2 separate regions of the Homo sapiens genome follow, and region 1 is linked to region 2. A link is a contact called in ENCODE Hi-C or POLR2A ChIA-PET data. All regions are on one chromosome and are shown on one strand. Each heading gives the region's core, a stretch centred on a gene start or an enhancer-like site at or near the end of the contact. The rest is flanking DNA. Distances are from core to core; before and after follow the strand shown.

Region 1 (4,723 bases), core at 980-3,479, 1.9 Mb after region 2:
AGCCAGCCACATGGCCTTTCAGGCCCCGACTCTGCCAAGCTCCTTGCCCCCACTGGCTTTTGAATATGCAGAGCTTTCATCCTGGAACAACCTCCCTCCATCAGCACCTCCCAATATCACACAGAGGCCCCTGCCTTTGCAGAGACCTTCCTCACTCCTCCCTGTAATGCACTAACCTCGTCTGGTTCCTTCTCATAACATGTGGTGCTTTCTTTTTCTCTTCTGAGCACTCACAATAATTTCTGAATATATATTCATATGTCTACTTGTTTACTTGGCACAGGCCTCCAATGCCTTTCCTTCTCTCTCTCTTTTTTTTCTTTTCTTGAGGCGTTGTTTCGCTCGTTGCCTAGGCTGGAGTGCAATGGCGCAATCTTGGCTCACTGCAACCTCCGCATCCTGGGTTCAAGCGATTCTCCTGCCTCAGCCGCCCGAGTAGCTGGAATTACAGGTGCGCGCCACCACGCCCGGCTAATTTTTTTTTTTTTTTTTTTTGAGATGGAGTCTCACTCTGTCACCCAGGCTGGAGTGCAGTGGTGAAATCTCGGCCCACTGCACCCTCCACCTCCCAGGTTCAAGCAATTCTTCTGCTTCAGCCTCCTGAGTAGCTGGGACTACAGGCGCACACCACCACGCCCAGCTAAATTTTCTATTTTTAGTAGAGATGGGGTCTCACCATGTTGGCCAGGCTGGTCTCGAACTCCTGACCTCGTGATCCTCCCACCTCGGCCTCCCAAAATCCTGGGATTATAGGTGTGAACCACTGCGCCCAACCTAATTTTTTTGCATTTTTAGTAGAGATGGGGTTTCATCATGTTGGCCAGGCTGGTTGGCTGGGCACCGTGACTCATGCCTGTGATCCCAGCACTTTGGGAGGCCAAGGCAGGTGGATCACCCTCTTTTTTTTTTTTTTTTTTTTTTTTTGAGGCGAAGTCTTGCTCTGTCGCCCAGGCTGGTGCAATCTCGCCTCAGTGCAACCTCTGCCTCCTGGGTTCAAGTGATTCTCAAGCCTCAGACTCCCAAGTAGCCGGGATTACAGGTGCTCGCCACCACACCCGGCTAATTTTGTGTACTTTTATTAGAGATAGGATTTTGCTGTTACCCAAGCTGGTCTCCAACTCCTGGCCCCAAGTGATTCGCCCACCTCGACCTCCCAAAGTGCTGAGATTATAGGTGTAGGCCAGCACGCCCAGCCTGCCCTCTCACTACAAATCTCCTTCTCCTGGGTAACTTTTCATGATCAGAATTATCCTCTTCCATGCCGGGTGCGGTGGCTCACGCCTGTAATCCCAGCACTTTGGGAGGCCTAGGCGGGCGGATCACCTGAGGTCGGGAGTTTGAGACCAGCTTGACCAACATGGAGAAACCCCGTCTATACCACCCCGGGCGTGGTGGCCTGCGCCTGTAATCCCAGCTACTTGGGAGGCTGAGGCAGGAGAATCGCTTGAACCCGGGAGGCGGAGGTTGCGGTGACCTGAGATCGCGCCATTGCACTCCAGCCTTGGCAACAAGAACAAAACTAGGTCTCAAAAAAAAAAAAAAAAGAAAAAGAAGTATCCTCTTCCAGGAAGCTTCACTGACACCCCTAGGCTGGGTCATGTGCCTCCTCAGGGCTCCCACAACATCTCCATCCCAACACAGGGCCTGACACATGGGAGTTGAGACAAGTTAGGTTGAATGAATAAATGAAACACACAGCACACTCACGGAGATGAAGAGACAGGAAAAGGGGGCCAACAGCACAATACAGGTTCGCTTCTTAAATGAGCGGTAGGCATGGCCCTCTGCGCTCCCGGGGGGCCACGAAGCTGTCCTAAGGGTGTGGGCGACAGCAGGCGGGTACTGGGGAGCCACGGAAGGGTGGGGAGCAGGGAAGGGCGGATCGCTAACTGCAAATGAATGAAAGTTGCATTTCTCTGCATATCGCACGCTATCCAGTCCCAAGTTGTTTTCTTCTAAAGGAATTTCCTAAAGAATCGCCCCCCAAGGGGCCTCCTACCCGAACCTGGCATCCCAGCGCTGTGCACACCTCAGGGTTCCAGATCCTTGATCTCGTGACCTCTGACCTGCAGTGACCTCGCCAACCGACGCGGCCGCCCCGCCACGCCCCCGCCCGCCCGATCTCCTCCGCCGGCCACGTACGCCACTTACGCAGCCGGGGCGTCCCCGCAGCCGCCGCCGCCAAGCCTGCCGGGTGCATCCTTCGCCGCCGCCACCTAAGCCGCGGTTCGGAGCGTGCCCGCCCGGCTCCCGTACCCACGCCCCGCCGGCGAAGAGACAGCCAATGGACGTCAGGATTGAGGGAAGGCCTCGCCCCCACCCCCCCGACCCCTCCAGCCCCCCCCTTCACGGAGGCCTGGACGACTGGGCGGTGCCTTACGTAAGAGGCGGAGACTGGGCTACTGGGCTCATGCAGTAAAGCGAGTCAAGGCCTGAGTGGCAGGAGGGCGAGGCCGGGACCAATCCCAGGAGGAGGCGGTGTCTGCCACGACAGAAAATGAGTGTCTGCCCCTTGCCGGGGCTCACGCCCCTAACTCCAGCACTTTGGGAGGCCGAGGCGGGAGGATTGCTTCAGCCCAGGGATTCGAGACTAGCCTGAGCAACATAGTGACCCTCGCCCCGCCCCATCCCTACAATTTTTTTTTTTTTTAATTTAGCCAGGCTCAGTGGCTTAACGCCTGTAATCTCAGCACTTTGGAAGGCTGAGGATCGCTTGAGCCCAGGAGTTCGAGACCAGCCTGGGCAACAGCGAGATCTCCATCGCTACAAAACATTTTTTAAAATGTAAATATCGAGCGAAAAGGTCGATGGGAAATGCAGTTCTCTGCAGACAGCCGTTCAGTTTGGGTCATTGAGAGCACTGGAGAGCCAGAAAAGGCTGTGGAGCAAGGAAAAGAGAAACATTTGTGTTCCTGAGGGGCTAATTGGAGTTGTAGGGGCTTATACAATTTTTGACATCCCTTAGGTATTAAAGTAAATATTTATTTATTTTGAGACAGGGTCTTCCTCTGTTTTCCAGGCTGCCTCGGACCCCCTGAGCTCAAGTGATCCTCCTGCCTCAGCCTCCCCAGTAACTGGCACCACAGGCATGCACCACCATGCCCAGCTAATTTTTAAATTTTTTGTCAAAACAGGATCTTGCTATGTTGCCCAGGCTGGTCTCGAATTCCTGGGCTCAAGCCATCCTCCTGCTTCAGCCTCCTAAAGCATTAGGATTACAGACATGAGCCACAGTGCCCGGCCTTAAAGTGAATATTTAGAGTGAGAAAAGGAAACCCAACAAGTTAGGTGAGAAGAACCAGGTGTCTCTCTTGGAATAGATCTTAAGGCAGTTTCCCAGAAATTCATAAAAATGTTCTCACATTGCAACCTGGTTCCCTCTGTCCACCAAAAGCATTCTACAACCCCCAGCAACTCACAGCACACAGGCGCACCTGCAAGTGAAGAGCCCTGCCCACCTAGCGTCCTTAGTCTCTCCTCTCTCTGACTCTCAGTCTCCCCCCTTCTCTCCCTCTCAGACTCCCCGACTTATCTCAGGAAAACATAGTGGTGGAAGTTACTTCTGCGCAGCGATAGCGCATCCGGAAGGATGTCAGCAAGTGACCCTATCGCTGTGGCTTCCTCTTCCTCCTCTGAGACGTTGTCTTTTTGGAGACCTTAAGGGCTGCTCCTGGTTTCTCAGTGATGAGTGCTGGCTCCACTGTGGTTCCTTTTTGTGAGCGAAATGCCCGCATTCTTCTTCACCTCTGATTTAGCCTCTGTCCCCTGGGCTCCAACACCATTTTCTCCTCATCCTCAGCCCTCTCTTGCTCTGGTTGCTCCAGATACATCTCTTCCATAAATGTTTTTTTTTTTCTTATTGCTTTTTTGTTTGTTTTTTGAGATGGAGTCTTGCTCTGTCGCCCAGGCTGGAGTGCAGTGATGCGATCTCGGCTCACTGCAACCTTTGCCTCCTGGGTTCAAGTGATTCTCCTGCTTCAGCCTCCCGATAGCTGAGATTACAGGCGTGTGCCATCGCACCTGGCTAATTTTTTGTATTTTTAGTAGAGACAGGGTTTCGCCATGTTGGCCAGGCTGGTCTCGAACTCCTGACCTCAGGTGATCCACCTGCCTTGGCCTCCCAAAGCACTGAGATTACAGGCATGAAACACCGCACCCAGCCTTATGTATATATATTTAATTAATAAAGCAAGTACTGCCAAGTGCAGCGGATCACGCCTGTAATCCCAGCACTTTGGGAGGCCAAGGCGGGCAGATCACCTGAGGTCAGTTTGAGACCATCCTTGCCAACATGGCGAAACCCTGTCTCTACTTAAAATACAAAAATTAGCTGGGTGTTGTGGCGGGCATCTATAATTCCAGCTACTTAGGAGGCTGAGGCAGGAGAATTGCTTGAACCCAGGAGGCAGAGGTTGCAGCGAGCCGAGATTGTGCCATTGCACTCCAGCCTGGGAGACAGAGCGAGACTCTTGTCTCAAAAAAAAAAAAAAAAAAAAAAAAAAAGCAAGTTCATTAGTTCATTGGCTTCCTGCTGGCCTCATGTTCACCCCTTACCAGTTGTGTGACTACTACTTTTTATTTTTTTGAGGCAGGGTCTACTCTATCACCCATACTGGAGTGCAGTGGTGCGACCATAACTCATTGCAGTCTCTAATTCCTGAGCTCAAACGATCCTCCTGCCTCAGCCTCCCGAGTAGCTGGGACTACAGACGCATGCCACCAC
Region 2 (4,344 bases), core at 1,509-4,008:
GGCTGAGGTAGGAGAATGGTTTGAACCTGGGGCGGGTGGCTGCAGTGAGCCAAGATCGTGCCACCGCACTCCAGCCTGGGTGACAGAGCAAAACTCTGTCTCAAAAAAAAAGAAAAAAAAAAAATTCTTCGCAGCCCTGCTCTTGATAGGCAATCCTTCTTGATTATCAACAATTTACAAAAGGAGGGTACAAAGATAAAACAAATGTGGTAGGATACCAATTTTTGGATCTGGGTGATGAGGAAAAATATTAAATTACAACCTAACGGTAACAAATCTACTGTGCACTTATTATGTGCCAAGCATTAGCTAAGGGTTTTGCATATATTAATTCCTCTACTCAGAGCCATCCTATATAGCAGGGTCTATCATTATCCTCATTTTGCAGATGATGAAACTGTGGCACAAAGAGATTAAATAAATTGCCCCAAGCTCAGGCAGCTTTAAGTGGCAGGTTGAGGACTAGAACCCCCCTACTTTAGCTCCATAACCCATACGACTGTCACTGTACTAAACTGCATCTCATGAGACCTGATAAATACGTGGCCTGAAACACTCATGCTGTCAAAAACTTCAAGCCACTTTCCAAATTTCTACTGTCTTCCCTTCCCTTCTAATAACCCCTTCCCTTGTTAACACAGACCTCTCCACTAAAAACCCCATCGTATTGTCACTCCTTAAAAGCCTCAAAAGCAGAAAAGATCCTGTCGCCAATCAAACCACCTCCTTTCCCTGCTTTTGAACTCAGGGCGGTGGGGATCAAAGAGACCTAGTGGGTAATTCCATCTAAACTGTAAACTCCTCAACTAATCACCATCGAATGAAAGTTCTACGTGGTGGCTCACGCCTGTAATCTCAACACTTTGGGAGGCTGAGGTGGAAGAATTCCTTGACTCCAGGAGTTCAAGATCAGCCTGTGCAACATAAGGAGACCTCATTTCTACAAAAAAATTTAAAAATTGCGCGTGGGACCACGTGCCTGTGGTCTCAGCTACTCAAGAGGCTGAGGTGGAAGGATCGCTTGAGCCAGGGAGGTCCAGGCTGCAGGGAGCGAGATCACTTCACTGCACTCCAGCCTGAGGGACAGAGTGAGACCCTGTCTCTAAAAAAAAAAAAAAAACTTAAGTAACAAAATAAAGCTCTGCAGTTAGCTTCTCTTCAGGAGGTTTACTTCCAGACCATCCAAATGATTAGAAAGAGGCAGCTCATAAGAGAAACTAAATTACTGCCAAATGCTCATGTCAATACCTACTGGAGGCCGGGTGCGGTGGCTCATCCCTGTAGTTCTAGCTACTTGGCAGGCTGAAGCAGGAGAATCCTGCTTGAACCCGGGAGGCGGAGGTTTCAGTGAGCACATCGTGCCACTGCACTCCAGCCTGGGTAACAGACCCAGACTCCATCTCAAAAAATACAAAAAAAAACAAAACAAAACAAACCTACTGGAAAGGGGTAGGAATTGGAATCTACCTTCATCACCCCATCATTCACTGGGAAGGAAGGCCAAAGCACCAGGTCAGTGGACAGGACATTTCAGGGGTTAAAGTCTAACTAGCTGAAGATTAACTGGAACAAGCCCGCATAGTCTGACAAAATCATATCTATTGACTGGCAGAAAGGGAGAAAATTCCACAGGAAGGGTTGGAATAGAATGGACGAGAGAGACGAGAAAAGCTCTTTCGTAAACGGTTGAGTTCCAGCTGAAAGATTCTAAGGAGGATCTAATGACAGCTGCAATCTGGAATGGCTGCTGTTTCCGAGGTGAGATTAGGAGAGGCAGGGATTAATGAGATATTGAATGCAATCATGAGTGTAATCAAGAGGGTATCCCCAGTAATAAAATGAAAACAGCAAAGCAAGTCTAGAACATCACTGGTAAGAAAACTGTAATCTCTCAAAGAGGGAGTCATTATGCCATTTTACAACTACTGCACCACCTGGGGAGAAATCATGTTTTCTATTAATTTTGCAACTGGCTTTATCTGTCTCTTCCTTCCTAGCCTGATTAATGACAGAGCTGCTTCATTGTTCAGTCCGAGCTGATTTTCATTCCACAGAAGAGGAAAGCAAATGCCCCCACGCCCAGAAAAAATAAAAATTACACTTCATGGAACAAAACGGAAACACAAACTCATCTGGATGTTGACTTGTCTATATGCAACAGCAATCATTTCCTCCTCTCCCCGCTGCCTTCCTAAAGAACAGCAGGATTGGGAAAGGAGACGGGAATCTTGAGACCGCGGGCCTTTCCTGGAGCCGGCCTTGGCTGAGCAGGACACACCCCCGCTAGCGCACTTGCTCCCTCCGTCTACTGCGCGCAAAACCCGATGGAAATAACAGGGAGCCTGGAATAAAGCTGACCCTTTCCCGTATCAGAGCGAAAGGCCAGGTACACGAAGACGGGGCTGGGATCTGTCTCCGAGTTCCCCGCAGTTTCCATGGGAGGGAGCTCGGGTAAAGCTGTGCAATCTGCAGTTCTTCAGACTGCGTCTTTTTGTTTGGGGGCCTTCATTCACTCCGGGGTTCCTGTATCTAACTCGGAGCCATTCCGGGCCGCTGGACCTGGGCGGCTCTGAAGCGAGAAGGCAGAGGACGCAACAGGGCACCCGGCGCCCAGTCAGCGCCACAAACTCCACAGCTACTGCCTCCTGGCTCACACTGAGGTCTGCGCCGCCCCCGCGCCACCCCCGCGCCCATTGCCTCGGTGCAAGCGACCAACTCACCTCTCGGAGCCGACACCAGCAGCGAAGCCGGAAAGAACTGCGAGCGGAGGCCTGTGGGAAATGTAGTCCGCCGATGGGAGGGACTGGTTCCAGCCCCAACGGGCTGCGCGGAGTGCGCATGCGCGGGGGCCGGAGCCCCGGGTGCGCTCGGGGCGGGAAGGCCCTCCGCGCTGCGTGGGGCTGAGGCGAGCTCGGGCTTGCGTTTGCTTTTGTCGCTGAGGAAGACTTTTATTTGTTTATTTTCTTGAGACAGGGTCTTACTCTGTCGCCCAGGCTGGAGTGCAGTGGCGTGATTAGAGCTCACTGCAGCCGCGACCTCCCGGGCTCAAGCGACCCTCCCACCCGAGCCTCCAGAGTAGCTGGGACTGCAGGCGCGCGCCACCACGCCCAACTCATTTTTTAAGTTTTTATAGAGACCAGATCTCCCTATGTTACCCAAGCCGGTGTCGAACTCCTGGGCTTAAAAGATCCTCCCGCCTGAGCCTCCCAAAGTGCTGGGACTACAGGCGTGAGCCACCAGGCTCAGCCGCGGAGGATTTAGAAAGAAGTTTTGGCACCAGCAGATGCCTAATATGTGTACTAAACACCTACCAGTTACTCACTGCATACACCCAAGCAAGGTGTGGGCACACATCAGGCATGCAATGAAAATACTCTCAAAGCCCACCAGAACCTGGAGCAGGACGTAAACCTAGAAAGGTCGCTCGTGCTCACTGCCCTCTCCCTTTCTCCCACTCTGTCTCTGTCTCTGTGTGTGTGTGTGTGTGTGTGTGTGTGTGTGTGTGTGTGTGTGTCTCGTATCTCCTGCAGTTGTGAATGTATTGTTCTACTAAAAATACAAAAAATTAGCCGGGCGTGGTCGCGCGCGCCTGTAATCCCAGCTACTCAGGAGGCTGAGGCAGGAAAATCGCTTGAACCCGGGAAGCGGAGGTTGCATTGAGCTGAGATCCGCCATTGCACCCCAGCTTGGGCAACAAGAGCGAAACTCCGTTTCAAAAGAAAAAGACTAACTGGAGAGGTCTGTCTCCAATGAGACTGAATTTGTCCTGTCCTGCGTTCCTTCAGGAAAGAAATGGGATAAGCCCACCAGGGACCACCCTGAGGCATCTTCTGTATCCCAAATTCTTTGATATATTAGTTAATACATGAAAGAATTTGTTCTTTCCTTAAGAATATAAAACTTTAGAAGATATTTGAAAATGCCTCGGCAATCTGGTTTCATTTTGCAAACAATAGGATATGCATGAAATAGGAGATAAATGAAAAATCTGAGCTACTTTATAACTACTAAGAAGGTGGCCAGACGCGGTGGCTGACGCCTATAATCCCATCACTTTCGGGGGGCCGAGGCGGGTGGATCACCTGAGGTCAGGGGTTTGAGACCAGCCTGGCCAACATGGTGAAACCCCGTCTCTACTAAAAATACAAAAAAATTTAGCTGGGCATGGTGACGCACACCTGTAGTCCCAGCTACTCGGGAGGCTGAGGCAGAAGAATCGCTTGAACCAGGGAGACGGAGGTTGCAGTGAGCCAAGATCGTGCAGCTGCACTCCAGCCTGGGCGACAGAGCAAGACGCCGTATCAAAACAAAAACGAAAACAAAACAAAACAAAAAAAACTACTA

Evidence for each region. Hi-C counts contacts between places; a loop is a spot of excess contacts on that map. ChIA-PET counts read pairs that join two places held with the same protein, here RNA polymerase II (POLR2A). Pooled maps may share reads with other maps.
Region 1: a pooled map shows a loop between it and region 2 (10-fold over the local background). The contact joins the promoter of YIF1B here to the promoter of ZFP14 in region 2. A Hi-C loop is called at or near these places in 2 of 50 pooled maps. POLR2A ChIA-PET finds 5 or more read pairs at or near these places in 2 of 52 experiments (Panc1 and activated CD4-positive, alpha-beta memory T cell).

What each region holds. Positions count from the first base shown.
Region 1 is chr19:38,313,718-38,318,440 of GRCh38, forward strand. YIF1B (Yip1 interacting factor homolog B, membrane trafficking protein) reads right to left here and starts at 2,230. Exons shown (of 8, transcript NM_001039672.3): 1 at 2,143-2,230. The coding sequence starts at 2,200. RefSeq lists a silencer at 2,065-2,554.
Region 2 is chr19:36,376,443-36,380,786 of GRCh38, forward strand. ZFP14 (ZFP14 zinc finger protein) reads right to left here and starts at 2,759. Exons shown (of 5, transcript NM_020917.3): 1 at 2,721-2,759. RefSeq lists a silencer at 2,866-2,955.